Regions from separate parts of the Mus musculus genome. Here all the other regions are linked to region 4. A link is a loop called in an ENCODE intact Hi-C map of the cell type or tissue named here. Cell type or tissue: heart. All regions are shown on one strand. Region 1 holds the start of Gm36140 (a long non-coding RNA gene). Region 2 overlaps Slc7a1 (solute carrier family 7 (cationic amino acid transporter, y+ system), member 1). Region 3 has its middle 40 kb from the start of 2210417A02Rik. Region 4 overlaps Gm36405 (a long non-coding RNA gene).

Region 1 (8,000 bases), 160 kb after region 4:
GAAGGAAGGGAAGGAGAAGGGATGGAGGAGGAGGAATGGAGGGGAAGGAGAAGGGATGGAGGAGAAGGGATGGAGGAGGGCAAGGAAGAGGAGACATGAATAAAGAAGAAGGGATGGAGGTGGAGGGATGGAGGGTAAGGAGAAGGGATGGAGGAGGAGACATGGAGGAGGGATGAAGGAGGGAAAGGAGAAGGGATGGGGGAGGAGGGATGGAGGGGAAGGAGAAGGGATGGAGGAGGAGGGATGGAGGAGGGCAAGGAAGAGGAGACATGAATAAAGAAGAAGGGGTGGAGGAGAAGGGATGGAGGAAGGGGAGGAAGAGGAAGCGACGGGGAGGGAGAGGGAAAGCTAGCTACCTCCCATCGACCTTTGTGAAGGAGGCTGACTTGTAGAGCCCTCCTTTACAGACTTGATTTGAGCACACAGAGAACCGTAATGATGGACACTTCATCCCGATCTCCTTACCAGGCCTGAGCAGCCAAGCACCTTGTGGTCCTGCCTTTTGCTGTTTCTCAGGTGGCCCCTGGCTGTGTCCATAATGCCTGTGAAATGGCCATCCTAAAGTGACACTTAGCTTTCTGCTGTGGGCTAACCCCCAAAGCCACTCTCGCTCACAGACAGGCAGGTAAGGCTCTCACTTCTTGTAAAAAGCCCTTAAATTTATTTTTAGAACGATTTAATGCCCAGTTTCCTCTCCCCCACCACCCCCACCAGCCAGCTTGTGATTTGAAAGCCATCGCAAGACATTTGTCTAAAAGAAAATGAGTTTCATACATAAATGGTTTCATCTAATAGGATTCGTACTAAGCGAGATTGTTTTCTAAAAAGAGTAGCCCAGGCAAAGGCAACTGAGGACCAGATACCTGTAATGTCTGTGACCCTGTGGAAGAGGCCCCAAGCTACCACAGTATCTGGAATACCCCTCAAAGGCCTGTGTTAGAGGCATGGTCCCCAGCCTGCTGCACCATTTAGAGGTAGAGGAACCTTTAGATAAACATTTGCTCTCTATGGCTTGGTTATTTGTGTGCTTTATTAGGAACAGAAAACTGACTAAGGCAACGAGAGAAAACAAATCCATACCTGTCTGGAGCTGGTTTGAGACCAGTGTGTGCTTCTAGGACTTCAAACAGCTGACCGGATGTTGCAGTGGACATTTCTCTCTTCCCAGAAGGGTCACAGTGGCATCTCATAGGAGAGTTTAAAGGGTTTAGTGTTGTTTTCAAAAGTTTTTGGAGGACAAACATGATGGATTGATGTGTAAAGATGTGCTGTAACCCTGGCAACCTGAGTTTGACCCTTGGAGCCTATATGGTGGAAGGAGAGAGCTGAGTTCTGCGAGTTGTCCTCTGGTCACACATATCTCGCATGCACACACACATTTACACACATTCCACATATATACCCACATATCACACACACACATATATACAGATGCATATCATACACACATATCACATACACACACATCATACACATAACACATACATATCACGTACACACACAAACTCACACAGAGGCACACTACACACACACATAAACAAACAACATACACATACATACACATAAACATACATGCACACATATCACATACACATATATCACACACACACCCCACATACATACACTCATCACATACACATGCATCACACATACAACACACAACACATACATATCACATACACACATAGAGGCACACCACACACACATAGACATACATGCACACATCACACACATACTCACACATACATAAACACAGACACCACACACAGAAGCACACATGCACAAAAAATATAAACAAAAAAATTTGTGTTTAATAATTTGACAAAACTGAAATAAACTGAATGGTCAATCCAAGACGTTTGCTTTTCAAAAGCACCGTTTTTTGCCTCAATCTTTTTTCACAAATCACAGTTAAGCAAATCTAATTTTTCGGTAATTCTTCATTGTTCTTCTTTTCAAGTTTGTTTCCTTGTGGCAGAATAATCAAATCTAACTCCCATCTGCTCTATGTACTGTATCATTCTGTGTGCATGGGTCACTCTCCTGTCCATTTGGCGTGCTATTCAGCATAGCGACCATATCCTTGGCTATGCTTTGGGGGATTTAAGCTGTATTAAAAGCTGAGGACATCCTGAGTTGCTGAGGGGAGGTTTCTGGTTCCCTCTTCCTTCTAGGATTCGAGGATTCCCATTCATGCCTGAATCACACCCACCACCCAAAGCCGCACTCACTCTAAGAGGGTCTGACCTGCCCTAACTTGTGACTCCTCCGTGTATGTTGAAATTAAGATTGCTCTCGGGTTGCCGATTTGTCCTGTCTACCACGGGTGTGTTCAGAACATGTTGTCAACAAAAGATTACATCACAGAGGAGGGTGTGCCCAGCAGGTTGGCACCCACCGGGTTCATCAGAGGCTCTGTGGGCTGAGAAACACAACATCGTCGGGGTTAATAGGTGAAATGCTGTTCCAATTTTGGAAGTTATTCTTCTGGGGAGTGAAGACAAAGAACCCCCGCCCACCCCAGCACGTGCCCTTGGCTTCCCTCCACCTGTGTTTTCCTGAACCTGAGATGTATTTGCACACGGCAACGCCCACCTTCCAAACAGAAGCTTGCAACTCAGCCAGATTTTCTGCTGAGCCAGCCAGTCACTGGGAACAAACACTGGGGACTATGACAACCGCAAATGTGTGTGTGTGTGTCTGTGAGCAAGAGAGAGAGAAAGACAGAGTGACAGAGACAGAAAGAGAAGATAGAAACAGAGAGAGATTGCCACTTTAAGTGTGGCATGTGTGTACATGTGCCTTTGGGTGTGCACTTATGCACAAATGTTTGTGACTACACGTGTGTGTGACTGTGTGTTTGTGTGTGTGTGTGTGCTTAAATTTGTGTGGCATGTTTGTGTATCTTCCCATCTTTCCATATGAACACAGGTGTGGTATGTAGTATGATCATTTACAGATGACAGACGTATGTGCATGCTGTGTCTGGGTCACTTTCCTTGTGGCCTTCTCCAGAGCCCTTGGCCTGGAAGACCTGAGTTTCCTGAGTCCACCTCCCACTCAGTACAAAGAAGCAAACCAAAGAACCAAGCAAGCTCCAACTGACTTCAGAGCCCAAAGGGAGGAGAGAAGTCTAGATTGAAACCCAGCCCCTGGATCTTCATTCCTCCCGTGTGGAGAAGGTAACCTTTATGAAATACCATGCTCCGGCCTTCAGCGAGACTCCTCTGTGTTATTCTCTTCATTACTGGAAGAAAATGCTCCTGCGTGTCTAATTAATGCCAGTGAGTCTGCAGTTCTAGAGAGGTGGGTCCTAATTAGTTCAGTGGGGTGTCTGCTACACTGAAGCCTTGGGGGTGGGGTGGGAGGGCTTTGGTTCTTCCTGAACCACAAGATTGAGCCTGCGCCAGACCAGCATGGGTCGGCACTGTGCTGTTTAGTCATAGAACCACAGGAGAAAAAAAAAGGTTTTGAAACCAGGGCCAGTCCCTAGACGCTGGCTTCCTTATCTGTGCAGTGAGGGTGAGGACTCAGGGTCTGGAGTATCGCCAGCTCACAGATTAGAAGACTCTATGAAGTGTGTTAATATTTGGTCAGTGTTAGGATGTCCCCCACTGGAAAGCTGGGTTAATGGACACTTTGGACTATGGGTCTTGTGATGTGGCTGAGAAAGATGACAGAGAACCCTAAAGGGGAAATCTACCTACTTCAGTAAGTTTGGGGTTTCACTTGATTTGAATGGGAGGTGAGCCAGAGAGACAAGACTGTGGTAGATATTTTTTTTCCTGACTCCTGTGTAATCCTTCATTTTCATCCATGTCAGTAAAAGATTTATCATCCGTGACTTTCAATTTGTAGGTGTTTGAGGGTACCTGGTTTTCAACAGCATGATACAGGAAATTTTTTTTAAATGGAAAACTGCAGGAGTTGCAAGTTAAGTGGGATTTAAACCAGCAGTCTAGATGTCCCCAACTCCCATGGCACCTAGAAGGCCCTTTCCAAAAGAACCCTTCCCACCGGAAGGACGCTGCCACAGGCCCTGCCAGGTTGGGAGGATGCTCGGTGTGAACCCTAGACCCAGCACTGACCGCAGCATGGCTACAGGCCCACGGCTGCCTGCCTCTGGCTGTGTTTGCATTCCATTTGATGAGAAACCTGGCAAGCTCCCCCCACATCAGCCCTCTGGCCTGGCCACCAGCCTGTGTGTGTCCAGAGGGAATGACATGGGACTCAGGAATCCTACCTGTCCAAGTGGCATCCACCCAGGACACGGGGGATGATGGCCTAATCTATGCCAGGACTCTTCCTGTGACGTCCCTTCTCTCCTCAGAGGAACAGGGAGGGGACAGGAAGGACCTGGCATCACCAGGCACAAGGCTATGTTCGCAGACAGCACCTGACAAGAAACTGGGAACAAGGAAGCCTTAAGTCTTGGTTGGGTGGTCAGTCAAAGATGGCAAACTTAGCCACTGAGGACTAGGGGAGTATTCAACAGGGGTGAAGGACTGACAGACATTGGCATAAGGGACTAAAGAGGACAATGGGAGAGTTGGATGCCTGGCCAGGGGAAAGGCTCCAGATGGGTTCTGACTCTGATGCCATTGTTCAGAGGTGTGGATTAGAGGAGGGGTTCTCGCCCAGGAGAAATCCTGACTCACTCTGGGCACTTAGCTGGCCACGTGGCCTCATAATCTTGCACTTAGCGAGATGGTTCCATGCCCTGAGCCGTTTCCTGATGCACAAAACAAATATTTGAACCTGAAATGCTGAGTGAAGCCGCAGGATGTTTGGTAGATTTTTTTTTTTTTTACTAACGTTCTCTCTGCTGCATCTAGAAGCCTTTGGGGGAGTTTGCTCTGTGGCCGTCAACACGGCAACCTTGTTCTGCAAGTAGAATGATCTGGAAGCCAATGACTTCATACATTAAGAATGTCCTCCCTGTCTGGCTCTTTGGCACTGGCTGTGTAATCGGTACCTAGACAACATTTTCAAAAGCACCCCTCCTCCCCTGCAAGCTGACATACAGCCAAGAGGGTGTGTGACCGAGGAACAGTTTCCTTCGCCAGCTCTGGGTGGTCCTGATGCCAGCTCTGTCTTCTCTAGCCCATGGATAGAAACCAGCAAGCAGAAAGCTGTTGGCAGAAATTGGAGGCAGCTCCATCTCGGCTGCAGGTGATATGTGATCGAGGTAACTCACTCAGCTTTCCGGAGGCTTCAGTTTCTCGACCTGAAAAGTTATTCTCAAGGGCAGGTCTCACTAAGCTGCGAGGCTTAACTGTGTCCTGAATAAGCGGAGGACATTTGGAGCCCTGTGGGACAACTCCCACCTGGGATTGAGTCTCTGTGGATGTGAGGAGAGTAGAGGGCTGTGTCCTTTATGTCAGCCAGGGCTCAGGGTCTGCAGTAAAGGGGGCCAGTTCTCAGCATCTCCTTGACAGTTCACGCATCCTTCCTGTAGAATTTAAAATCACATTCCAGGGTTGATTGGCAAGATGACACAAGAAGCCATTCCTGAGCTAAAAAGAATGTAAGGGAACACAAGCAGAGGGGACATCTAAGGTGAACCAAGAAAAAAAGGCGCTGTCTGAGAATATAAAACCCACAGTGGCTTTCTTACAATGGGACATTTTATGCAGTATTCACATCTCCAAAACACCCCTTTGCCCTCCACCCTCAGATACTATTTCTTTTGCCTTGGACGTTATCTGTCCTGTCTCAAATGTAAAGTACCCCCCCCCACTCCCAGCCCCCAATCCTGGCAGTAGAACTTCTGGGTTCAACTTCTGGAATTACATAAGCCCAAAGAGACAACCGAATCAGCAGAAAGGCCCTGACTCAGCACTCCGAACTGGCCACCATGGGGCCGGATTCTCCAGTCTTGACTTTGGCCAAATTCCCATTGAAATTCAATGCCTGGTAAGTATCAGCAGCTTCATACCTATGGTTCCAGAAGGATTTTAAAGGAATAGAGAGCAAAAGATGGGGACCTCAATTGCCTTGTTGGCGCTCACTACATTTACCAGGGTACCAGCCAGGTGCCACTGCCAGAGCAGACCACCCACCCAGAGCATCAAGTCCACCTTCATCAAGGGCTAGAAGGAGACACACGACAGAGAGGTGGAGGGGTGTGCGTATCCATTGATCCCTACCACACACTGTTACCTGGGATTTTTATCATTTAGCGTTTTACGTGCTGAGTTATTTCCAACCAACACTTTACTGCTATGAGGCTACAGAGGGGAAGCCAGGAAGCATTTCAGATGCTGAGTCACAAAGAGACCTTAGAAGGGGGGGGGGTGGTTGAGGAGCAAGAAGGAGGGAGTGAGGAGAATTGCCCACTTCTGGGAATGAACCCGTGAGATAACCTGGAAATTGGTCCCTTCGAAATTACAGCTCCAAAGATAAAGAGACAAAGGAGCTGCTGGCAGAACGTCAACTCACTCATGATTTAGAAGGACTCTGCAACCTGGCTTGGCTTGATAGACACGTGGGGATCAAATGATCAATGAGGGCTCTCCCACTGGAGGATGTTGGGACGGTAGGATCCGGCAGTGATCATTTTTAGGGCTCCAGATTTTTCTGATACACAAGGAGTGCTAAGAACACCAAAAGACAGGAGACTCTGTTTTCTGCCAGCCAATGAAGTTGGGAGGGAAATACTTCAAAAGCAGAGAACTGTTAAAGATTTAAATAAGAGGTGGGGTTTTGTATGATAATTGTAGGAGGGGCTAACACCGTATGTTTCGAGTTGTGCACTTGGCATTGCGTGAATTTGACTATGATGCCCGGGAAGGACTATTATCAGCCATAATTTACACATAAGGATTCAAGAAATAACAGTCTCAGTCACTCCCTCAAAGCCAAAACAAATAAGTTCTAACTTGGTGGGCACCTGACACCAGGGAGACAAGGGAGAGAGCAAGGTAAGCGGGGTGCAGGCTGACCCTCAGTGCCACATTTCGAGAGGAGTGACAAACTAAAAGTCTAAAGTGCAACGTGGCAGCTGTCACTGAGCCACACAGCGTGTCGGAACCACCGGGACAGGTTTTACATAGTGGAGTCAAATCAGCTCTCAAAGAGTGAATTCAGGATTCTGCTAAGACAGTGATGGTGTGAGATAGAGGGAGGAGAGGGAGGAGTCTCAGAAAGACAGCCAAGGGTACAGGGAACACGCTGAGAGCTGAAAAAGGAAAGGGAACAAACAAAAACCCAGATGGTGGAAACCTAGGAGAACTAGGCACTGTGGCTCAGCAGTTAATGATAATGCTGCTCTTACAGAGGACCCAGGTTCGATTCCCAGCACCCACATGGTGACTCACAACCATCTGTAATGGGATCCGATGGCCTCTTCTGATGTGTCTGAAGACAGCGACAGTGTACTCACATACATAAAATAAATAAATAATTCTTTAAATAAAAGAATAATTTTAAAATAAAAAAAATTTTTTTACAAAAGCTAATATGACCAAAAAAGGCCAGTTGCCCTAAATTGTAGGACCATTAAAGGGATCTAAGAAACAAAAAGGCACCTCTGCATGTTCCTGGGTAGTATGTGTATTAGGAGGAACCACAGCATGTCCTTGGGGAGTCCTCTACATAGGAGCAAAGCAGGCCCAGTTCTCTGCGTCCCCAGTGAAACCAGGAGAAAGCCAAGGAATTCTGAGACTTCGGGGAGGCACTTTGCATCCAGCCCTGAGGTGAAGGCTTGCACTGAGCTAGCCGTTTTGCACATAGTCACAAGATCTACCTTACAGAGCACTTCAAGATTCACACTGGGGAACTTCCATCGGAACTCGGAATTCTGGGGCAGTGGCTAATCACTGGCAACTAAAAGTCGTTACTGTGTTTTGCAGTTTTTGTCTTATCTTAAAATTTCCTGGGGCTGGAGAGATGGCTCAGAAGTTAAGAGCACTGGCTGCTCTTCCAGAGGTCTGAGTTCAATTCCAGCAACCACATGGTGGTTCATAACCACCTATAATGAGATCTTGTTCCCTCTTCTG
Region 2 (8,000 bases), 460 kb after region 4:
GTCCTGACCATAGGACCGCCAGAGGGCCACTCACAGCCCCATGTCTGTCTTCTCCCCAGCTGTGATGGCCTTCCTCTTTGAACTGAAGGACCTGGTGGACCTCATGTCCATTGGCACTCTCCTGGCTTACTCTTTGGTGGCTGCCTGTGTTTTGGTCTTACGGTACGTATGGCATCCCTGAGGTCAATGACAAATGGTAAACAGACGCTTGTGGCTGTTTTAACAGTGCTGACGAGGGGGGTTGTGAGTTCATAGTTTTCAGGCCATACTAGCTGAATTGGAGAATGTCGGGTAGGTGGGATGTGGTCGGTGGTACACCCAGCCCCCACCCCATCCACCAGGGTCCCTATCGTGTCCCCTATCTTTCTGGCTAAGTGTCCCCAGCACCAGCATTGGTCTGAATCTGGGATCGGAAACTTAGAAGGCATAGGGCAGTGACTTCAGTCGGCCCGACTGTTGGGGTAGATGATTCCCAGGACTGCATTAGAAGAACCTCGGGCCTATGTATACTGTAGCTTCTGAGTGTCTGTAGCTCTCAGGGACACTGGATTCTCATTGTTTTTATTTTAACGACAACAGCATTAAAGTGGCTTCAGGGCCACTGAAGCTGGGTGCTCTAGCGCCTCACCCACACAGAGCCTTCCCAAAGCCTATGCCTGTACCCCATCTTTGCTTGGACATGGAAGAACAGGCTTCTGCTCTAGGGATGTCCTGAGGTGGCATTTGTCATGAGAACATGCATTCACAGTGACTGTTTGTGGCACAACCATCGCTTCCTTTCCTCCTTCAGGCGTTTGTTAGAAAGCAAAAAGCCATTTCCATAAAGCCTGGGCTGATCCCTGCTAGCAACTGCAAATTCAGCCTAAACTAGTTCATAGACCTCTTCAATTCTAGAGGCTCAACCCTAACATGTTCTTTGAGACCCACCTACTTTCTTTCTTTTTTTTTTAAATTTATTTTATGTATGCAAGTGCACTGTAGCTGTGTTCAGACACACCAGAAGAGGGCATTGGATCCGATTACAGAAGATGGTTGTGAGCCACCATGTGGTTGCTGGGATTTGAACTCAGGACCTCTGGAAGAGCAGTCAGTGCTCTCAACCGCTGAGCCATCTCTTCAGCCCCCACCTACTTTCTTAATTGGCTAAAATACAATGCCTTCGTGAGTCTGTAGGAAGAACAGTTAACTAGCTTGATACCCTTGATACACACGCTTCTTGCGCTTGGACTTGATTGTCCTCAAAACAATTCAAAAGGGACTCTGCTTTTCAAAGCTGTTGAGGATGGACGGTCTGGTTGGGAAGGCAAGGACCTGCCCTCATGTAATCACATGCTTCATCTGCAGGTAGCCTGGGTCATTAGAGGCTCAACCCTAACGTGGGGCTCAACCATTCCACAGGGTCCATTCTTCACAGGCTCTGTCGGTACGCACTCCATGGAACTTAGCGTTTTAGAATAGCTTTATCCAGTTACGGCATGTAGACAGAGCTTACCAGTCCTCCATTGATCTGTCCTTTGTTCTTGTATTGCTAGAGTCTGCACCGTTCTACTGGTTTATGACCTGTGTCCCAGGCACCTTAACCTTTGAATGCACAGTGAGAACTCAGACTGATGTGCGTGTCCTTTCTTAACAAAAGCCGCTATCAGCACTCATGCAGTGGGCATGTCTTTACAGGTACCAGCCAGAACAACCTAATCTGGTATACCAGATGGCCAGAACCACCGAGGAGCTAGATCGAGTAGATCAGAATGAGCTGGTCAGTGCCAGTGAATCACAGACAGGCTTTTTACCGGTAGCCGAGAAGTTTTCTCTGAAATCCATCCTCTCACCCAAGAACGTGGAGCCCTCCAAATTCTCAGGGCTAATTGTGAACATTTCAGCCGGCCTCCTAGGTAAGAGCTCCCGTTTTCCTGGGAAGGGGTTTGGAGTCTACGTCTGTGGTGCTGTGTGGCTTCTGCTCCACAGGCATGAGAGTTGGGTAGGGATGTGGGATGCTGGGAAAGATGAGGGTCTGGTTTGATACCCAGCTATGACACCAGCTTTTCATTCCTATGGAATTTATGACACAGAAGCAGTCTCCTTTTTTTTTTAATTAGGTATTTAGCTCATTTACATTTCCAATGCTATACCAAAAGTCCCCCATACCCACCCACCCCCACTCCCCTACCCACCCACTCCCCCTTTTTGGCCCTGGCATTCCCCTGTACTGGGGCATATAAAGTTTGCATGTCCAATGGGCCTCTCTTTCCACAGAAGCAGTCTCCTTTTGGAGGATTTGAATATATATATATATATATATATATATATATATATATATATATATATATATATATATATATATACACACATTATGTATATATGTATATATATGTGTATATATATCTTCAAATATATATCTTCAAATACATATACATATTGTATTATGTATATATGTATGTATATATACATATAATGTGTGTGTATATATGTATGTATGTGTATATATATGTATATATGTGTGTGTATATATGTATATATATGTGTATGTGTGTGTATGTATATGTGTGTGTGTATATATATATATATATATATATATAATTCCCCAATTCTAATTCTTTTCCTCTCTCACAGCCGCTCTTATCATCACCGTGTGCATTGTGGCCGTGCTTGGAAGAGAGGCCCTGGCCGAAGGGACACTGTGGGCAGTCTTTGTAATGACAGGGTCAGTCCTCCTCTGCATGCTGGTGACAGGCATCATCTGGAGACAGCCTGAGAGCAAGACCAAGCTCTCATTTAAGGTGAGCAGCTTGGCAGGCCTGCAGGAAAAATACCAATAGGTCGAGAGCGTGGTTTTTTTCTGTAAGAAAGCTGAACCTTTGTGGCTCGGCCAGACTTGGGAGCTTCGGGAGGCCAGTCTGGCCAGCTCACCTCAGGGACCCTCAGAGCACAAAATGTCTTGTTAAGCAGGAGCCCCTATGTCTCCCCAGTCCTCAGTTAGTAGGGCATACCCTGTCTCTAAGGGCCTCTTGTTAAATATCCTGATGAATTGCCTGACATTGTTTGGCCTTGGAGGTGACCCAAGGTATCTGCAGTTTTAATAATTTAATATAATAATAATAATAATAACAAATAATAATAATAATAACAATATCAACATAGTTTAACCTTGGGGATAAAATGGATATCCCTCTTCTAGTCTCTTTATGAGGAATGTTTGGGCAATTCTTTTTGGAGTGGGCTGTTGAGTTTGCCACCTCCCATCAGATCTGATGGCGCCTCATGTCTCTGCAGGTACCCTTTGTCCCCGTACTTCCTGTCTTGAGCATCTTCGTGAACATCTATCTCATGATGCAGCTGGACCAGGGCACGTGGGTCCGGTTTGCAGTGTGGATGCTGATAGGTATGTATGGGATGGTGTGTGCTTTGCTGGGTGAACCCGCATTCGATACCCAGCTTCTCTCTGTAAGGCCGAGCGTTTTCCCCTCCTGCTTCCTGACTGGCTAGTTAATGTAGCAGAACCCGCCTCCTTTCACCTCAGACAACATGGAGAAACAGGAGTTGTCAGTGGCTTACTCTAAAACTCCTGACACGTTGTGGAATCTCCTTCCCCTTTAGATACCTTTCATAGCCGGCTGCCCAAGAGAGTTCTCTCTCCAGGCATATCTTGAAGTTAAAAAAGCATGAGGTGAGAGAGATAGTTATTAAGAAAGCACCAGTTACTCTGGATAGGAAGGCTAAGTTGCACCTACTTGCCCAGTACCTGGCTCTGGGCTCTTCCGAGTACCTCTGCCAGTAGGACCACGAGCGTGTGGGAGCTGCTGGGAAGCTCTTGATGGAACGGCAGCTCTCGAGACAATCGGGGCTTGAGCAACCTGGGGATTGTGTACAGTTTAGTCCGGAGTTGTCTGCCTGGATGCTGGCCATCCCTCACTAGGGCTGATGTTGTGTCTCTCCCTACCAAGAGTGTGCCACTCTGTTCCCAATCTCCACCCCAGGCATCTGGCCTGGGGGCTGTAGAAGCTGGTTTCAGGCCTTCTCATTCTGTCTGATGGCCTAGGAGACCCTGGGCCCTGAGACCCTGGAACCTCGTGAGAAGCACCTTGCCTTATTTCTTTGTACATTCCAGGGACCTGTCTTCATTCGGCTTCAAAGTCTAGAGAGGTGCCCACAGCTCACTGTGACCCATTTCTTGGTGGTGGAGGTATGGGGTCTTCTCCTAAACTCCCCCTGCCTTGGGCCGGTGAGCCCTCGGGACTGTATTCCTGTGTGGGTTGCACAGGTGACCCTGAGCCATGTGTTCACAGTCCCTTGTGGGTCAGTCCTTTAAAGCATCACTGCAGATGTGGAGAGCCCTGGATGCTGGGTCAATACTGTGTACGGCCCTTGTTGACTGTCTCCTTCAGTCTAATGGGTTACTTAGGAAAAAAAAAAAAAATCAGAGCTACTAAGCCAGTCTAGGCTGGAAGTCCCAACCTGGGAAGGAACAGTGTCTCTCTGGTACTCTGATGCCACCTAGTGGTGGAAAACAGCTCAACGTCTTCTGTGACCTTCCACCCAGCCTGCTGCTCAGGGAAGCCCCTGTGCACCGCCCAGGATATACACAGTGCAAGCAGGACAGTGACTTTGGCTAATCCCATCCGGGGCCGTGTGTCGCCTCTCCGGGTGTCGAAGTCTACCTGGGCCCCCCCTGCGGGTCTGGCAGCCCTGCCTGCACTCTTCACCCTTCTGTCCCCTTTTCCCCCGTAGGTTTCACCATCTATTTCGGTTATGGGATCTGGCACAGTGAGGAAGCGTCCCTGGCTGCTGGCCAGGCAAAGACTCCTGACAGCAACTTGGACCAGTGCAAATGACGTGCAGCCCCACCCACCAGGGTGACAGCGGTTGACGGGTGCCCGTAGAAGCCTGGGACCCTCACAATCTCTCCACTCATGCCTCAGGATCAGCTCACACCCCCAATGTCACCAAAGCTGGTTTGCTGCCAGCTCGTGAGATCCTGGTCATTTCTGGACAGTCCCTTGGTTTACTCATCTCCCTCTGAACAAAGAAAGCAGCCCTTCTCCTTGCCGGCCGGCCGGGCGCTTCGCTGCTGCGGCCCCAGCAGAAGGGAGGCCCCCTTCTCCTCTCACTTGGGAAGCAGGCCTCCCTCCCTCCCTGGGACCACCCTGGCATCGCCCATGTGCACACTCCAGATGGCTAGTGAGCCTCTCCCTGTCAGCCCAGGACAGTCTCCTGACCACAAGATGCAAGACTATCCCAGCGAGGAAGCATGTGCCCCAACAGTGCTGCCCGACAGCCCATCAACTACAGAATACCTAAAGAGGAGGAACAGGCCCACATCTTACTGCTTTCTGGCTGGGGTGGTAGGATGGGGTCCCGGGTCTGCACAGAAGCATCTGTGCAGAACACAGCACGGTGTGAGCCGTTCAGGTGTGAGCCGCTCATCTCGAGCACAGAAGACGGGAGATCCCTGGAGTGACCAGTAGTGTCGAGATGAGACGGCCAGCTCAGCCCGCGTGGACTAGGGTGACATTCTCTGGTCTCATTCCTAGCAGGCCTGGGTTGGCTTTTGCTGCTCTTGGCGCCTTGTCCCCACTGTCCTGAGTCACTGGAACACAAGGCTGTATCCGTAGGGTTATTTCATTCTCTCGGGTCTTCTAAAGTTCTTCAGACAGGTGGCACTCAATGTGGGGTGGTGACGCCTTTCTGGCCACTGACGTGATCTGTGTGGCCTTTTACATCTAAGGAGTACTGCGGAGTCCTCCCCCTGCTGCTTGCTGTGAATCACTCCACTGGATTAACTTGGGGCTTAATGTTACCTTGGAAGATAGCCAAATCATTACCGACTGCCATATCAGCTTGCGGTTCAAGATGTGTGGCCTGCGCAGGAGATGGCTTGGGGTCCTATTGCTATTCCTCTTGTAGCTGTGGTGCCTTTGCCTGCTGCTGGTGAGATTTCCACCCTGGCCTGGACCTTATTCCCCTTCATTTCCCCTCCCCCACCCCACGCTCCATATCTCTCGGGGTGTGGCCTGAGGGCTGACACCTCTTCATTTACTCTTTGTAGATAGAAACTGCTTGAGAGTGCTGGTGGATTCTCAGAACCAGCAGGGTGCCCTTCCCCCACCCCACATCCCCCTTCCACCATATTGGGGTGGCGAAGCCTAGTGTCTTAGTCTAATGTTAATGCTGTTTATAAAGCCAAGCTTTCTTTTCTGTCTGGCTTTTGACCCAAGTCTGGTGGAAACAGGCTGAGTAGGTAGACTGATGGCCCTGTCTTTCCTCTGCTTTGGAAGATTCTTGAGAATGGAAGAGTTAGTGGGGCTGGACAGGCGTGTAGCCTAGTGGTAGCACACTTCCCCAGCCTACACAGGGCCTCAGCTTCCACCCCCAGCACTACGTATGGAAAATTAGGGAGATTAGAGAAACCACCTAATTGCTGGGTCAGCCAGTGGAGGACAGCTGAGCATCCAAGAGCCAGGCCCTGACCACCGTCCAGGCACTTTGTCTCCTAGGCTGCCTGAAAACACTGCAAAGGGAGTATTATAAGACCCTACATGTTGAGTTTCTAAAGGTATTTAAAGTTATGTAGATTGGTGCTGTAAAATATTTTGATAAATATTAACTTATTTTATTCGGGTCTTGATTACCTATTGTCTTCTTAGGGTCTGTTAAGTATCTGTCTGGGTTTTTTTTTTCCTTGTTACTTGAGAGAGAGAGAGAGAGAGAGAGAGAGAGAGAGAGAGAGAGAGGGCCCAGTGAGGTGTTGGAAGAATCTTTTAAAGTTTAGTGTCTTTGGCTTCTTTTTTGAGACAAGGTTTCACACTCTAGCTGGCCTGGAATAGGATTATCGTTGCCCAGTGTGGCCTCTGCCTCAGGCTCCCGAGTGCTAAGAGCATAGGCGTGAGCCTCCGCTCCTCCTGCTGAACTGTCTCTTGCTTTCTGGGTAAAACCTCCCTGTCTAAGGCAGCCTAACCATGTGTTTACAGTTGACGTTTCAGCCAGCAGCTTGTATCCCACCAAGGGGAAAGGTGTGTATCTAGGGGTTTGATCTGTCACCATCCCTCCTGAGGACCGCAAGCAACGGTCTATATATACATCTGTTCTATATGTTTCCCTGTGCGACACAGGAGCAAACACAGGCCCTGGCGGGGTGGGGTGGGGTCGGGGGGGGGGGCATCCTGAACCCACTTCCTAGTCAGGAAAAGATGCTTGAAGGCGGTGTGCCTAGTTAGTTGATTGGCCACTGAGCTCTTACTAAGAGTGGACACTTTTGGGGGTACACAGGAACAATGATGTATATAGTTATGCCTGGAGCGAGCCTCTAATGTGCTTTTTATTATGCCCCCAGTTCCTTCTGAAAGGAAAACACAAGCCCCAAACCCAAACAACACACACACACACACACACACACACACACACACACACACACACACACACACACATCCCTCCAGACCAACAGCAGGTGGTATCCCGTCTCCTAGCCTCCTGCCCAAAGAAGAGTCCCATTGGGTTTCAAAGCATGGCCAGCATTTCCTACCTAGCTGGAACTTAGACATTCTAAAGACACATTCCCATGCCTTGTTTACCTGCAGCTAGTATATTCACATTGAAAAGACCCATTTTTCCAGGAGCCTGTGCTCTTCCTGTCTCTGGGTCTAAGTTCATGAAGAAGCCAATACCCAGGAGTGGGGCACAAGATGTCTCCACCTTTCAGAAGGTGGCCCTGGTCATGGTGGTAGTGGTAGGTGGTGTCTATAGAGACATTAACCCTCCCACCCCACACCCCCGTGTATATTTGTGGAAGGGTGGGTGCACACCTAGGCCCATCCCCCATCCCTGCCCATCTCCTACAGCCAGGCCTTTGTGGATTTATTTTGCAAACAAAGAAAAAATGAGAGTCTGACCCGGGCAGTTTCTGGAAGATTGCTGGCTTTATTCTGTTTTCAGTTGTTCACAGTTTGGTTTTACAGTATGCAAATTCTGCCTGTCATCTGATATCCCCTCTGCTGGTGACTTGACTT
Region 3 (8,000 bases), 92 kb after region 4:
TGTTTTGGATGACGGTGAAAACCTGAGAGGTGGGACCTGGCTGGAGGAGCTAAGTCCCTGGGGAGCGAGTCTAGGTGGAATATTATCTCTGGCTGTCAACTCTCTCTGTGCTTCCTGGCCTTCTGCAACGTATGCTGTGTTCTGCCACAGACCCCTGCTACCACACGGCTCTGCCTGCTCCAGCACACTTGACTCCTCTGAAGAAGCAGGTCGAAATAACACCCCCCGCCCCCCTTGTTTCTGTCTTGCATTTTATCGGTGACCAGTAGACCAAGCAGACTTTTCAATTTTGTTTTGCTGACTCTGGCAATTCTATTTAATAGTCTAGTGGAAACCTCATCTCCTCTAATCAGATGTTTTTGGAATTATGGATTAAAGTCAGCTCTGGGAAGCTGTCTTGAGGAAAGAGTTAGCTGTCAGGCCCACTGGAGAGATGGGAAGAAATTTCTCACTCTTCCAGAGACTCCAGATCCAGCTGTTCAGATGCAGCTGTTCTGATGGGCCCTGGACCTGTCCAACAAAGCAAGTCACTTGCAACTGAAAAACCTTTTCCAGGACCCCTCTCCCCCTCCCCCCACAACACCCCTCTCTGTATGAAATTGAAAGAATTTCTTTCGCCAAAAATCTTTACCATTCCTTAAAGAACATCATTCTATTTTCAGTCTTTCACAGTTTTTAATAGACTTTTTCCAGAGAGTAGCCCATTGCATTTCCAGTACCACACGTGGGTTATCTTTGTGTTCTAGAAGGTAATACATCTGCTCCAGAGATCTCACCCTGGACATTCAAGAAAAGGGTTATTCAACGGATTTGGAGCAAAAGCAGACAGCAACCAGTAGGAGCCAGCAGGGTTCTCTCTTGGAGTGGCTGAAACCTTGTCACATGGACTTAGATTTCCAGCCAAGGCAATGTCATCGGCCACCCTAGGGACTCAAATTATGACTGTGAGGAGACTGTGCCCATCCTCGGTGGAGGACTGAAGTGTTAAGGGCTGTCTACTGTGTGCTTCCAACCCCATGACTTAACCACTCTGAAATTAAGGGATCAGCCCAGACAAAGATAACAGGGTTTTAGGAAGCCGTTTACAGTGATCTCATGATCTCCATCCCGAGAAGAAGAAAAAACAGAGGAAGAAAAATTTAGTCTCAGTGGGAGGACATTGGTGTGATGCAGCTTGTCGGCTAGAATTCGGAGACTCACGCTTAGAGATAAGACATGGCCTGTAATTACCTTGTTCTTGCATGCTGGGCTTTACCAACAATTTAAGGTTAAGGGAGACATTCCACCAGCTTGCCAGTGACACAGAAGGGAGAGAAACGGGCAATATGTTGGAAGACAGAAGTGGGATTTAAACCAAGTTAATTTTCTGAATCAATGGTTTAATGCTAACATGCATATATAAGCAACTAATACACACACACACACACACACACACACACACACATATATATATATAAACAAGAGGAAGAGAACATACTTCCTGCAGGTTAAAAAATGGTCAGGATCACAAATGGAAAAAAGGGAGACAGAGACAGTAAGAGACAGAGAGAAAGAGAGAGAGACAGACAGAGACAGAGACAGAGACAGAGACAGAGAGAGGGAGAAAGATACCCATTTTGAGTTCACCCTCACTTAGCTTAAAAAAAAAAAAACACAAAGCAGAACAAACAAACAAAATCCCACAACCCCAAGGCAGTGAGATGGCTCAGCAGATAAAGGTGCTTGCAGCCAAGGCTGCTGACTTGAGTCTGACCCCTGCAAGTTGTCCTCTGACCTGTGAACAGAGTGCTCCAGTGTGCACAGCATGGGCACACACCAAATAAACATAATAAAATAATTTTCAGAAACCGTCTCCATCCCCCCAGCTTTCCTCTCTTCCTGTACAGCTCAGGCGCCTCCCAACTTGGATGCAGGTTTTCTAATTCTCCATCTACTGCATCCGGCTGCAGCTAGAACATGAGGTCCAGGATGCCTTTTGCCTCCCCACCACCAACTTCTGTGGTCACATTCTGCCTTCTAGCTCCATGCACATAGCTCCGGGTCACCATCCTGCTACACATTCTGGCTGTGTCCATCTGTCCTCCTCATGGCCACCCCCACACCCCCCCACACACTGACTGTACTGGCTGGTTTCGTGTGTCAACTTGACATAGGCTAGAGTTATCACAGAGAAAGGAGCCTCCCTGAGGAAATGCCTCCATGAGATCCAGCTGTGGGGCATTTTCTCAATTAGTGATCAAGGGTGGAGGGCCCATTGTAGGTGATGCCATCCCTGGGCTCATAGTCTTGGGTTCTAAAAGAAAGCAAGCTGAGCAAGCCAGGGGAAGCAAGCCAGTAAGGAACATCCCTCCATGGCCTCTGCATCAGCTCCTGCTTCCTGACCTGCTTGAGTTCCAGTCCTGACTTCCTTTGATGATGAACAGCAACATGGAAGTGTAAGCTGAACAAACCCTTTCCTCCCTAACTTGCTTCTTGGTCCTGATGTTTGTGCAGGAATAGAAACCCTGGCTAAGACACTGCCCCTCTGAGCACCCCCACATGCTGCTACCTTGCACTTTCTCCAACAGCTCCAGAGTGTAGGTGTGTTGCCTGCTTGGGCATCCCTAATTCTTCTGCACTTAGCTGAGGACAGCTCCCCTCTCTCTGTCTGGTTTTCAAGATGACTGTCAGCATGTCATGGTCTCCTGATGTCTCTCCACTCCAATAGTTTCTTGGCTATGGAGTGGACTGTGAATTGCTGGTTGTCTAGACATCTGTTTATTTCCCAGTGGACTCCTGTGGCCACAGGAGGTACACACAATTTGTTTGGTTCACCACTGCATCCCAGCAAATAGAACACTCCCTGGCACACAGAGGCCCTTAAAATGTTGTTTGTTTGTTTGTTGTTGTTGTTGAATGAAAACACTAAATGATACATGAATCAACAATTAGGCAAATTAGTATAAATAGAAGTTGTCAAAACTATCAAGGGGGAAAAATAGATAAGGAACGTTGATCTTGTCTGAGCCGGTCACCAGTCAGTTGAAGTCACATTTAAGCTGGAATCTGGGGACTGGCAGTGGGTGGTGAGGGGAGCTCTCCAGCAGAGCTATAATGAAATAAAGGGCAATAGATCCTGCAAAAAGCCCCAGGGACATTTGAAACTCTTTTTTTTTATTATGTATTTTCCTTAATTACATTTCCAATGCTATCCCAAAAGTCCCCCACACCCTCCCCCACCACTCCCCTACCCACCCATTCCCATTTTTTGGCCCTGGCATTCCCCTGTACTGGGGCATAAAAAGTTTGCCTGTCCAATGGGCATCTCTTTCCAGTGATGGCCAACTAGGCCATCTTTTGATACATATGCAGCTAGAGTCAAGAGCTCCAGGGTACTGGTTAGTTCATAATGTTACACCTACAGGGTTGCAGATCTCTTTAGCTCCTTGGATACTTTCTCTAGCTCCTCCATTGAAACTCTTAAAAGACAGCTCTGGTTCCAAGTCAGAGGTTTGCCGTTTCTCCTGCAGGAAGGTGAATCTGAACATGTTAGCTCACATGAGGCAGGAAGCCCAGATCAGCGCCATTAACGCTACATTGGCCCATTTCATCAGCCTCCAAGGAATTCCCAACGGCCATTGTCCTTGCTCCTGAACAGAGTGTTTGAGACCGAATAGTGAGAAGCTAGGACAAAGCTAGAGCCAAGCGAGGGGGCGTGTCCCAGGTGGGCGTGTCCCAGGGGGTAGCTTCACTTCCTTCTCAACTCTTTGCCTTCCTGTGTGATCCAGGAACCAGGACACACACAGAACCCAACAGTGTCTGGCCTCTCTTCTGAGCAGCAGATGGCTAGGTTCAACCTTAGGGATGGGTCAAGAGTTCAACCACAGCTTCCTGGCAGGGAGCTATTCAAACGCAGGAATGTGAGAATGGTACAGCCAACCAGTGCAGTTGTGCATAGTTCACACAGTCCCTGAAGGAACAAAGGAGAGGACCACGGACTCACAGGCGCAAAGAAACAAGTAAAACAGCCGTTTAAATCAACAGCCTGCCCTTTGACCCAGTGACCCTGTCCCAAGAAGCCAGTACTCCGGAAGCAGGCAGAACCTGGCAAAGCTCAGAATGGTAACATTCACACTTGTATGGTATCTACCACACAGAACGTCAGGGAAAACCCACATATCTGAATTAGAAAAGGGTGAAATGAATTATACCTCAACAACGACGTGGGCACTGGATTGTGTTTAAAAATACATTCCATTGTTTGGGAAATACAATGTTAAGTAAAATGGCTGTATAGAGAAGGGACTCACCTATTTCAAGCCCTAAATTTATACTCTCAAACAATAAATTCGAAGGAAGGTTTAGGAGAGAATCATACGTTGCTATATCTGGCTAGCATAAATGAATATTTTCATCTCGGTATTTTATTTTAATGAACCCATTGTAAGTCACCAGCACCAAAAATGTTTCTTCATGTCTTATATTTGCCGTATTGAAATATACAGAGCTCAACTTTGCCATTTCCGGGCCATTTTAAGTGCAAAAATGGTCATTGTAGTCACACTGTTGCTACAGCCACGGCCATCCCTACCATCCTTACCCTGAACGCGTTCATCCATCTTCCTAAACAGAAACTCCACCCCCACCAAACTCCCCACAGCCCACCCTTAACAAGCACACTCAGCTTTTTAATCTCTGGCATTACCTATCACGTAGTCCACAGGAGGCAGCAGAGGGCACCTTAGCATCCTAAGAGCTCTGGGGTTGTATGGCCTCCAGCATGGAACTGTGAATCCCGGATACTTTGTTTACAATGTAAGGATCTCCCTCACAGAGCCTAAGACAGCGGTTCTCCACCTTCCTAATGCTGTGACCCTTTAATATAGTTCCTTATGTTGGGGTGACTCCTCCAACCATAAAATTATTTTTTGTTGCTACTTCATAACTATAATTTTGCTACTGTTATGAATTATAATGTAAACGTCTGTGTTTTCTGACAATTTTAAGAGACCTCTGTGAAAAGGCCCATTGAACCCTCAGGGGGGGGGGGTCACAACCCACAGGTTGAGAACCACTAGCCTAGGGCCTCTGGGATGTTGAACCTGTATTGACAGTTCTTCCTATAGTCTATCTCTAAAATGTCCTCCAAAGAACTAGAGAAATGGCTCAGATGTTAAGAGCACTTGTTGCTCTTGTAAAGGACTTGAGTTCGATTCCCAGCACCCACATAACTACCTGCAATTCCAGCTCCAGGAGATCCAAAGCCGCCTTCCAGCCTTCTCTGTCACCAGACATGTATGTCATGCACTGACATGCATACAGCCCAAACACTCATAAACATAAAGTAAAAAAATAAATAAGCTTAAAAGATAAGATATCCAGCACCCAAGGTCCTGAGCTGCACAGAACTGTGACCCTCACACAATGGGCGTCACACAATGACATTGTCACTGTGACAGCTGGAAATAGGAAGTGCCTCGGAAGTGGACAGTGTGCTTATTTCCTGTTACTGTGGCTGCTGTCTAGGCGCAAGTTCAGCTTCCTTAATCTTTAAGCTGTTCTCAAGAAACATTTTTACTTCCACATCCTGTTGCATGAAGTTTTTACTACCCTGCTTTAAGCTCCAGGCAGACCGTGCTACCAGTCCCTGCCCTGTTTCCCTTGGCTCTGCGGATGAAACACGCACACACACACACACACACACACACACACACACACACACACACACACACGTTTACACAGGCACACACACATTAACTTATTTTTAATATGCCTTTTAGCTCAATGGCTGGACACTTCTAAGCCTCCTGGGGATAACCTGCCCTAACCTTCACTCCCAGCTCAGAGCCTCTAAATCTGCCCTCAACTTAGCTGCACAGTTACCTTCTTCATGCTCAGCACCCTAAATCTGACCTCAGCTTAGTTGCATTTGTAATCTCCTGCCTGCTACCCCCAGGCCTAGCTGGGGAAGAGGCCAATGGTCACTCCATCTCACATGGCTGGTAGCTCTCTCTCTCTCTCTCTCTCTCTCTCTCTCTCTCTCTCTCTCTCTCTCTCCCTCCTAAGCATGTTGAATCTTCTTTTTTCCTCCTGCGCCTCCTAGCTTGCCTGCGTGAACCTGGACGTCTCGACTCTTCTGCCCAACCATTGGCTACTAGCATCTTTATTGGTCAATTAAGAGAACTTCAGCATTTGTATGCAGATTCCTGAACCACCCCCTACAACATTCTTCCTTTTATTTCTCATTTTTATTTGTTGAGGATTTATTTTTATTCATATAGAAGCCAGAACAGGTGCTTGCAAGCAGCCTGATGCGGGTGCAGGGAACTGAACTTAGGACCTTTGCAAAGGCAGTATGTCCTCTTAACTTCGGAGCCATCTCTCTAGCCCTCCACCCCTTTTTTATAAGAGTTATTTATTATTATACATAAGTACACTGTAGCTGTCTTCAGATGCACCAGAAGAGGGCGTCAGATCTCATTATGGGTGGTTGTGAGCCACCATGTGGTTGCTGGGAATTGAACTCAGGACCTTTGGAAGAGCAGTCAGTGCTCTTAACCGCTGAGCCATCTCACCAGCCCCCTCTCGCCCTCTTTTAAATATTTATTTATTTAGCACTGCAAATTCAAAGTAGAGTCTTGTGTGTGCCAGACAGAGCTACACCCAAAGCCCCTTTCCTTTCCTTTTTAATTGTTGACACAAACTCTCACTAAGTTGCTCAGGTATGCCATGGACATGGACTTGTGGCCCTCCTGCTTCAAAGGACTAAAGGTGAGAGGCCTGTGCCGCCAGGCCACCTGACCCTTGGTCCTTGACCATTTCTTTCTCTTCATGCCTCCAAACAAAACAAAACAAAACAAACAACCCCCCTCCCCCCAGAACTCTGGATTTTGCAGAGAAGAGACAGAAACAGGATGATAAAGAAAACAGGAAGAATAATGAAGACCCGCCCCAGGTACCTGGAGAGGCATTCACAATCGCTGTCTCCTGATACTCCCGTTTATTTCATCCTGGTTATGACAAAGGGCTTTGGAAAACAAGAAAAACAAAACAAAACAAAACAAACAAACAAACAAAAAAAACAGAACAAAACAAAACAAAAAAAAAAAAACCTTGCCCCAAGCAATATTTAAATGGAAGCAGTGGACGCCAAGGTTTCTAGAACTTTCTATGTATTTGCCTTTTGAGATCAGCCATAATTCTCTGGATCTCCACACATAGCCTTTGTGTACTGTCTCCCCTTCTTCCTGTGGCGTGTCTGTGGGTTCACAGTGTCTCCCCTCTTCTTTCTCCTTTAGAAAGGTCTCCTAATCTGGCCCTGACTGCTTGCTTCACAGGCTGAAGAGGAGAATCCCAGATTGCCTTCACTCACAAGATCTGGCAGCCAGAGCCCCGAGTCCCCCAAGCCCAGTGAGCAGTTCAAATATAAAACCGCACATAACAAGAAAAGTGAAGCACCATGAAACTCTTGTTTGATTAAAAAAAGAAGAAGAAGAAAGTAAACGAAAAATAGCACCATGTAAATATTGTACGTCAAGTTCATTTGTGCTAATTAAGAAATATTGGACATTTGTTTTGAATGGGCTTAGCAACCACTCCGTTTGAGTGGAATCTTCTGGAAAGACTGGCGAGGACAGAGCGGATGTCTTAAAGAGAAAGCTTGGAATATAGACAGGCACGGATGCCAGCCCTGTCCCTCTCAGACGCCTGCCGCCTTCCAAGACTGTGTCTTTGAAGGCATCCATCTCTGTGAGGCAAGCTGTGCCCCCAGGAGACACCTCTTTCCAGAGGCATCTGTGCAGAGCAGAAGTGGGCCGGCTCGGGCACCGAGCGTCATTCTAAGATGCTCAAGTATCCCGTTCCTCTCTGAAGATGCAATCTCCTGCACTGAGGGAGTGGAGAGACTTGAGCCCAAGTTTCTACCAACACCTCTTTCTGGTCCTCTGTCCATTCTCAACGCCTCCATCCTCCTTGGGAGAGCCGTTAGCTTGACATTTTGAAAGACTTTCTCCTTGTACCCT
Region 4 (8,000 bases):
AGCCTGTGCTGCCTCCAGAGACTCCAGGGGACAATCTGTTTCTGCCTCTTCCAGTTTCCGGCGACAGCTGCATCCTCTGGCTTGTGACTTAAGAGCGCAGTGTCATCAAACATCCTCAGGTCTGCGATTCTGCGGGCCACCACTTAGTGTGGGAGGTCGCATTTAGGATCTACTGGCATCTCCTCACCATCTAAGTCTTAAAACTTAATCTCCTGTGCCCGTCCTCTTGTCCATGGGCAGGGCCATGGATGATGTCACCACAGCAAGGCATGATTGGCAAGAGACAAGCAAAATGATGTCTGCAGGACATGTGAACCTTCAGAAACGATTTTCTATGTCACCAGCCAGGGGGGAAAAAAAGTTCTCATGAAAACAAACAGCAGTGCTGTTGAGGACAGAGGGGAAAGGAACCTGATTACCGTGGGTAGGTTGTATATTCCAGTGTAGCCCCTGCGGAAACCAGGATGGTCATCCCTACCCCCACCCCATCCCCATTAACTGAAGATACTACTGCCTCATGGCTGCCACAGTGGCAATGGCTTGTAACCCCAGGCTGGGCTGGACAGCCAGGAGTTCTTTGATGAAAGGTTGTTCAGACAGCCCCAGTGAGCAGCACACCCACAGAAAAGTGGGCCAGGGTCAGGTACAGATTTTTGGTATCTTCTGTTTTCTTTGCATCCAAGGCACCTTGGTTTGAGGTATATTCTGAGCCCGGACAATTCAGAGAGCACAGAAGTTAGGAGCTGGCCATTTGGGGAGAGGGACAGTTTTCAACCTATTCCACCCCCCAACCCTTTGCCTTTCACAGACCCTAAGTAATTTGCCTGAGGGCCCTTGGTTGCTTGGCCCTGACTATGTATCTGATCCCGATGGATGGATGAATGACACACCGTTAGCTTCTAACCACTGCTCCACTGATGCCAATAGCATCTTAGTTAGATCAGCCAATCAGAAAATTGGTAGTGTGCACTAATGAACAAATCTGTCCATTTTAAAATGGGTGAGCTTAATTTTACTAGTGAAAGAGATGTTTCACAGGCCTGACTGAGAGCAGGGTCCTGTGGCACATCACCAGAAATCCCTGCCGGGGTGCCAAGGGAAAACCTGTCTTTCTCTTCCAGTTTCAGCTTTTCTGTCTCTTTGTCCTGGACTCTCGATGGTGCACTGTTTTTACTGTGTAAGGATGGCAATTAGTGACTTAGCATCCATCAAACCTTATTTCCTGTGATCCAAATCCAATTTAAACCCCCTTGCTTTGGAATCTATCCTGACAGAAAGTCATCGAAACGCAGGGAATTAAAATGGCTTATTTTGAACTGGAGAGCGCACTGGAATCCATAAGCTGGAGCGGCTTGCTGGAGTAGGTTGCCCTCCCTCTGTGCAGAGTTTGAGGGGGTACACTGACAGATAGTGAGAATCTGTGGGTCTCACAAGCTGCTGCCTGTGCTGATGAGGCCAGCCTAGGAGTCTCCCCCCCACCCCCCACCCCCGCTTTGAAAAACAACTGCTACAAAAATCCAGCCCCATTGAGGCCTCAGCAAACAAAGCTAAGTTTGACCACAACAGGTGTTTCATATCTGCTGACACCAGAGAGCCGCTGGCTGGCTTTGTTATGAGATTCGGTTGGATTTTTTTTTTTCAAAATGTCATTTATCACAGGTTTGTGGGTCAAAAGGCACCACTGTTTCTTCCTTTGTTGTCCATCCTCTGGTTAGCCCAGGGGCCTCTCAGATTAGTGGCATGAGCAACCTCGGGCAGGGTTAACATGAGGGCTAACTTGCAGTATGTGTTATTTTCATCCACATCACATAATTTTAAAGAATTTGTCCTCCATCCGTCTGTCCTTTCGGGGTTCCCTGGGCACCTTTCTTATCTGAAGTGTCACTTACCTGAAGGAGGCATGGCTCCCTCCAGACTTAGCTCTTTGGTCCTTCTCAGCAGGGAGATGGAGGAGGTTTGCACGGCACAGTCTATTTTGCCAAGTACTGGCAAAGGGGCTGCTTCCCTGCTGTGTACCTAAGACGCTCCACACTTTCTGGTTTTCCCGAGGTGCCAGACCCCAGTGCCAGAGGGACACACCTCATTTTATCTGATTTTCTCTATAAAAAGATACATCTGCCAATGGCCACTCACATAGCCCAAGGCTAGAGGACTTGCTTACTATGCCCAAGGCTATGGGTTCATTCCCCAGCACTTGAAAGCCATCCCTGACATTCATTTTCTTAGACTCAGACTTTCCTTGTATTGCTTCACCTTCTGAAAGATTCCATTGGGCAGCCTGCATATCCGTGAGAGGAAGTTTTAGGGCAATGAAGTCCTTGCCACCCTATTGGGGTGGCTGAAATTCTCAGGGGTTTCCCACCGTTCTATATTTTATTCAGAAAATAGAATGCCAGCCTGGGCTCTGCTAGGCCTGAATAGATGTCACTCCAGATTAATGTTTTACTCTGATGTCATGGTGTTAGGCATCACTTGATACATCAGGGCAGAGGACTCCTCACTTGGAGACTTGCCTCCATCAGATTGGCCCGTGGACACGTCTTTGGGGAATAGTCTTATTGCTGATTGGTGTAGGAGGGTCCAACCATCCCTGGGCAGGTGAGTCTAGGCTATATAAGAAAGAAGGTGAGCCAGCCTGGGGAACACGCCAGAGAGCAGCCTACCTCTCTGCTTTAGTTTCTGCCTCGGCTCTCCTCAGTGATGGACAGCAACCCGTAAGCCAAAATAACCCCTTTTCTCTCCAAGTTACTTTTGGTTGCAGTGTTTATCACAGCAACAGAAAATGAACTAGGCTAGCTGTCTGAATTTAACTTTTTTTTTTCCTCCAACTTCTAGCATTCCAAAACCTCTGTGAAGTGCAGCATCACTTATCCAACATATGTAAAGAAACTGCTTGCAACTGTAGCTCATTCATTTCCTGACGCGGAAAGCAGGGTTCCAGGACAGAGCCAACGTGGTTCCATCTGTGCCCGGTGGAACTCTGTCGGCCTGCCCTTCTCAGTAAGTTTTATTGCTTCTTCTCTCTTTCCCTTTTTGCTCTGCATGAACCTGGCCACCAAGATGGCTGCACCCAGTGGCAAAACCCTCAACTCTCCTGGCTCAAAACAAGGAAAGACCTTGGACAGCCCTAACATCCGGGAAAACGGCAGGGAAGTGACGTCCGCCAGGGGGCGCCCTTGTTCTCACCTGGACTCTGCAGACCTGGAGTGCAGCAGGACAGCAGGTGACCATGGCTCAGGAGGGCCTTGATGGGCAGGCGGCGAGTGGGTCACAGAGTCACTAATGGCCCCGCCGTCCGCCACCTGCCGCCAGCCGCCTGCCGCCGGATGAGGAAATGGCCCTGCCCAGGCATCGATCTTGGAAGCAGCTGAGCTGAGCTGTGGTTCCAGGGAGGCTGCCTGCTCCAGAGGCCTTCCCATGTCCAGTCCTAAGGCCCTGCACACTTCCTGCCTCCCTCCCTTGCTTGTTTGCTTCAGTCCACCTATCTTTCCTTCCTCGATGTTTCTAACCCCAGGTTACTGTGTGTGTGCCCTCAATAAAGCCATCATCCTCAAGGCGCTTGTCTGGAAGCAAGTCTCTCAGCTCTCCACAGATTGCGGGCAGGGGGGGGGGCGCTTTCTACTGACACTCAGTAACCAGCTTCCCTTTTCTCTACATAAGGTCCAGAGGGGGTCTGAACAGGTTTCCTTGTGGGAAATCTGGTACCATTGTGCCCACACTCTTGCTAAGGCTGATCCTAGAGCATGAAGTAGGTGCTGCAAGCCAGTCATTGTGCTAGGGACCCCCCTACTCCCCAAAGGCATTTCATTCCCAATTCGCTGGACCACTCTTTTTTCACAGAGGCCAAAATCTCTGGCAAGAGCCTACTTAGTGGCAGCTCAACTCCCTCCACCGAGACAGGGTCTCCTGTGTCTTCGCACACCTTGCCTAGGAGAGAAATCAGAGCTAGATTATGCTACCTAGGCTGCCGCAGATTGCCCGCTTCCTCTAGCCTGCTCCTTCCCACAAGACTGGAGATGGAGATGGATGTAGAGGCAGCCTGCTTTCTCCTAAGCCCGTTCATGGCTTCTCATCGTGTTCATCTCCCTTTGTGCCTACGTGTTTGTAATAAAATACCCATAAACACATCGTTAACATTGGATAGGGACACCCTAAAAGGTGTGTTTGGACTTAATCTCTTTACGGGCCTCATCTCAGAGTTATGTTCGTTTGGAAGCACTAGTGAATCTTGGTGGGGGAATGTGATACCATTCAGTCCCTAACAGAGGCCTAAATAAGTTTTAGGTATATGAGGTCACATTCTGCAAGACGTGCAGGCTATCTTTATCTCCTATGCAAACGAACCAATTTCTGTAAACATTTTTTCTAAAAGCAGTTGTTGAACAGAAATATCCAAACACTAGGTACACTGCCTTAAGTAATTGTTTTTAAGTCATGTGTTTGGAGTTTTGTTCAAGAAAAATAATGTGTGAAATCCACTTTATAAATCAGCCGCTTTAGAAAAATGTCTGTCTTGGAAGCCAATTTTTCTCTCCTCTATCAACAAACCTTTCCAAGTGAAGGTTTAAGCGGGAGGGTGTAGTACAGGCAAATGGGCACGAGGTGGCGCCCTAAGTAGCGGCAAGGAGCAGGCAAAATGCATCAGGCTCTGGATTTGGTTTGAATGAAGAATGTATTCATTCAACATGTATTCAGTCCTTGTTGATTGAAGCTTTAGGGTTGGAGCTTTGCAATGTCAGGATCTTGCAGCAGAAACGACCTGTTTAGATTCTTATCTACTTATTTTCTAGGCTATTGTTTGACCCAGATATTTGCCTCTGCCCAGCTTGCTGGGTGAAGTGAGGTTAGGTCTGTAGCTGATTTGCATCTTTAAGCGCTGTCCGGAACTGGTCAGCTGGATCTGCAGTCAAGTTTGGGCGTGCTCTTCGTCAACAGCTCCTCCCTCCGTTTTCTTTGTCCATTGAAAAAAAAAGTTGCATCCTTCACTGATTCCCTGCCCAAGCTGCAGGTGTCACCACACAAATTGGGCAGTCTCCAATCGTTCCTCCCCTGACGGTTGTTCTCTGGCTTTCTCCTTCCATGCACGGAGAACTGGTTTTGTTTCCCTTGACATCTTGTTTCCACCTCAGCTACGTGGAGGAAGAGTCGCAGTGTTTGTTTATTCCTCTGGTTCCCCTTTCCTCCTGATGGTAAGAGCAGGTCCCTTTGGGCCCCCAGCTCCCACCAGGAGCACCCCACCCCCAGCTCTACTAGGAACCCTTTCTGGGTTTTAGCATCGCCTTCTGTACCTGCCCCTTGAGGTTTCAGTAGGAAGCAGCTTCCTGCATGGACACCCAGGGGTTGGTTTGCCTCTGTCTATCTCTGTAAACTTCTGGAAACATCTTTATTAATTTCTCTCCAGTCAACCCTTAGAGGTGTTAGCTCTTCCTGCAAGGTTTTGATTGAGTCACAGAACCAGAAAACCCTCTTTGTGCCTCCATTTCTCTTCTTTTAAGTGAGAATTCATATCCACCTTGTTAATGAGGATCTTCTCTAACAATGACTATAAGCCAAGTGACATCTGAAACCTGTTAACTTCTCTGTACAAGCCTCTGTAATCATCAGAGTGAGCGTCACAGACTAGGTCCTTGGTCCAATGTCTTCCTTCACTTATGCTAATTTTTGTATTAATGGGCAGGTTAATGGGTGCCTTTATGCCGAAGCACCAAAGCATCACAGAAGATTGTCACAACCGTGCTAGTCAACGCTGCGGTCCTGACTACAGACGCAGAGGCCAGACTGCCAGAACCCCAGGCCCTTATGAGTGTTATGTGCTGTGTTTCCTGGCGTATACTAGCCTGTTGCTTCCTCTTTTCCATCTTGCCGACTCCTTCCACCTGCAAAACAGAAGCTGCCCGAGTCCAGCTGTTGTTTATATGGAGGTACATCAAGGCCAGGGAGAGCAAACATTTAACAGGGGCTCTGCTGGGGGCCGGGAGCAGCCTCTGAGTGTCCTTTGCTCCTTTGGTAGCTGGACACTGGGTCCTTCCTACTCCGTGTCAGCAGTTCAGAAGCCTGGCGAATACAATTACTCTAAGACTCTGGACTTGAGCTGTTCATCCCAGCAAGGAGCAGGCTGGAAGTTTCTGGAAGCTTAGAGTCAGCAGGCAGGTTGAGGTGTCTGGAAGGACAGACCCCACCTCATTCAGCCTGGACAGATGCTGCCCAGGTGCCTGAGTGGTGAGAGCCACCGAGAGCAATCTCGACTCCCGGAGGCAGAGACATCCTGGTACTCATTGTTGCAAGATGAGAAAGTATGCCCTCCATCCCTCAAGGCAGCCAGTGTTGCATGAATGGCACGATCTATAGACTGTGGGTCCATTGTACAGTTTCGCCCCATGGCCATTCAATTCATGTCCCCACCAATGCCCAGGAATTCCATTCTCCTGTCACGGAGTGAGTACCATGACTATTTCCTGCAGAGGGAAGTTTCTCAAAACAGCCCAGACAGCAGCCTTTGGTTGATTTGTGCTATCCTGGTGCTTAGCTAGCAAGGCCCAGAAAGACTGGGTCAGACAGAAACCAGCACCACTTGGCTAGAGTTCCCAAGGATACCAAAAAGCTCTTCAAGGACCAGACATCTCTCTCCGTGAGTGTAGAGTGCTCCCTTAGGATGTTCTAGTCCTCCCTTCTTCACTATAGTCGTGTGCATTGCGTTGATTCTGATCACTGGTGGACTTAACTGTGGGTCCTTGAAGGTTACAGTGAGACATTCCTGTCGTCTGGCAATATTGTAGGTGACTTACTTTGTGACACACTTGGAGATGTTCCTGTATTGGAATAGCTCGATGCAATCCTGAGAGCAGCTTCTGTGTTTAAGCAATAGAGGAAAGTCTAGTTTCCCCGTTTCTTAGGGCAAGCAGGACCATTTCTTGTTACGTTCTTTGCTTTTTTTTTTCTCCTTTTCCTCTTCCTCTTCCTCCTCCTCCTCCTCTTCTTCTTCTTCTTCTTCTTCCTCCTCCTCCTCCTCCTCCTCCTTTGATGCCGCTGCTGCTGCCACTGCTGCCTCTTCCTCTTCCTTTTGGTTGCCCATTGAGACAAGGTCTCACTATGTAGCCCCAGATAGCCTGGAACTCAATATATAGCTCAGGCTGGCCTTGAACTCATGGAGACCCCTGCCTCTGCCTCCAGAGTGCTGGGACTGAAGGCGAGCCCCACCACACTCGGTCATTTACTGTGGTGGGTCATTGGCCCAGGGAGTGGCACTATTAGGAGGTGTGGCCTCGTTGGAGGAAGTGTGTCACTGTGTGGGGGTGAACTTGGAGATCCCCCTCCTAGCTGCCCGGAAGGGAGTCGTCTGCTGCTTGTCCTTAGAACAAGATGTAGAACTCTCAGCTCCGCCTGCACCATGCCTGCCTGGATGCTGCCATGTTCCTGCCTTGATGATAATGTACTGAACCTCTGAACCTGTAAGCCAGCCTCAATCAAATGGTGTCCCTTACAAAAGTCATGGTCTCTCTCTCTTCATAGTAACAAAACCCTAATGAAGATGCCTGACATGTTCATTTATTTGTGATTTCTTGGCTCTTTATCCTTATAGCCCCCTAATATAAGTGTATATAGATTATGATCATTTCTTTTCGTTGTTCTAAAATGACATTTGGCTTGGTTTTGATACTATCTGACCTCTCCACCTTTTTGCAGTTAGCTCACTGTTCAGTTTGCAACTACATCTTTCCCCCGGTTCCCATGTGGGCCACCATTCCTCGGTCCTAGCAAATGTTACCTTGAAAAAAAAAAAAACTTCTTATCTTATGTAGACGGGTGCTTTGCCTGCACACACATGTCTATGCACTGTATGTGTGCATGCAATGCCTGTGGAGGCCAGGGGAGGGCCTTAGACCTCCTGGAACTGGAATTACAGTGGCTGTGAGCCACCATGTGGGTGCTCTTCTGGAAGAGCAGTCAGTGCTCTTAACCGCTGAGCCATCTTCTCCAGACTCAAATGTCATCTTGCTTTT

Evidence for each region. Hi-C counts contacts between places; a loop is a spot of excess contacts. Peaks named below come from ENCODE experiments on the same cell type or tissue, not always from the same donor. Only the 100,000 strongest peaks of a DNase experiment are listed, where the experiment ranks them.
Region 1: it touches region 4 in a loop (2.5-fold over the local background); 2 of 42 quality-filtered maps call a loop at or near these places.
Region 2: a loop joins it to region 4, with 7 times the contacts of the local background. A loop is called at or near these places in 23 of 42 quality-filtered maps.
Region 3: it touches region 4 in a loop (4-fold over the local background); 6 of 42 quality-filtered maps call a loop at or near these places.

What each region holds. Positions count from the first base shown.
Region 1 is chr5:148,629,632-148,637,631 of GRCm38, reverse strand. Gm36140 (a long non-coding RNA gene) reads right to left here and starts at 3,724. Exons shown (of 4, transcript XR_868716.2): 1 at 2,248-3,724; 2 at 1,081-1,304. In heart, no CTCF peak of the experiment used is centred here; DNase peaks (open chromatin) are centred at 3,501 and 4,971; H3K27ac peaks cover 1,459 bases; H3K27me3 peaks cover 247 bases.
Region 2 is chr5:148,329,269-148,337,268 of GRCm38, reverse strand. It overlaps Slc7a1 (solute carrier family 7 (cationic amino acid transporter, y+ system), member 1), which reads left to right. Exons shown (of 13, transcript NM_007513.4): 9 at 60-162; 10 at 1,675-1,892; 11 at 2,611-2,777; 12 at 3,271-3,379; 13 at 4,726-8,000. The coding sequence ends at 4,829. Among named protein-coding and RNA genes, the nearest start is that of Slc7a1, 67 kb to the left of the region's middle. In heart, no CTCF peak of the experiment used is centred here; a DNase peak (open chromatin) is centred at 4,638.
Region 3 is chr5:148,697,895-148,705,894 of GRCm38, reverse strand. No RefSeq gene overlaps it. Among named protein-coding and RNA genes, the nearest start is that of 2210417A02Rik, 40 kb to the left of the region's middle. In heart, a CTCF peak has its summit at 4,701 (motif pointing right); DNase peaks (open chromatin) are centred at 934 and 5,484; H3K27ac peaks cover 1,027 bases.
Region 4 is chr5:148,789,862-148,797,861 of GRCm38, reverse strand. Gm36405 (a long non-coding RNA gene) reads left to right here. Exons shown (of 3, transcript XR_377235.2): 3 at 3,061-3,545. Among named protein-coding and RNA genes, the nearest start is that of Gm36405, 15 kb to the left of the region's middle. In heart, a CTCF peak has its summit at 3,157 (motif pointing right); DNase peaks (open chromatin) are centred at 3,181 and 4,621; H3K4me3 peaks cover 211 bases.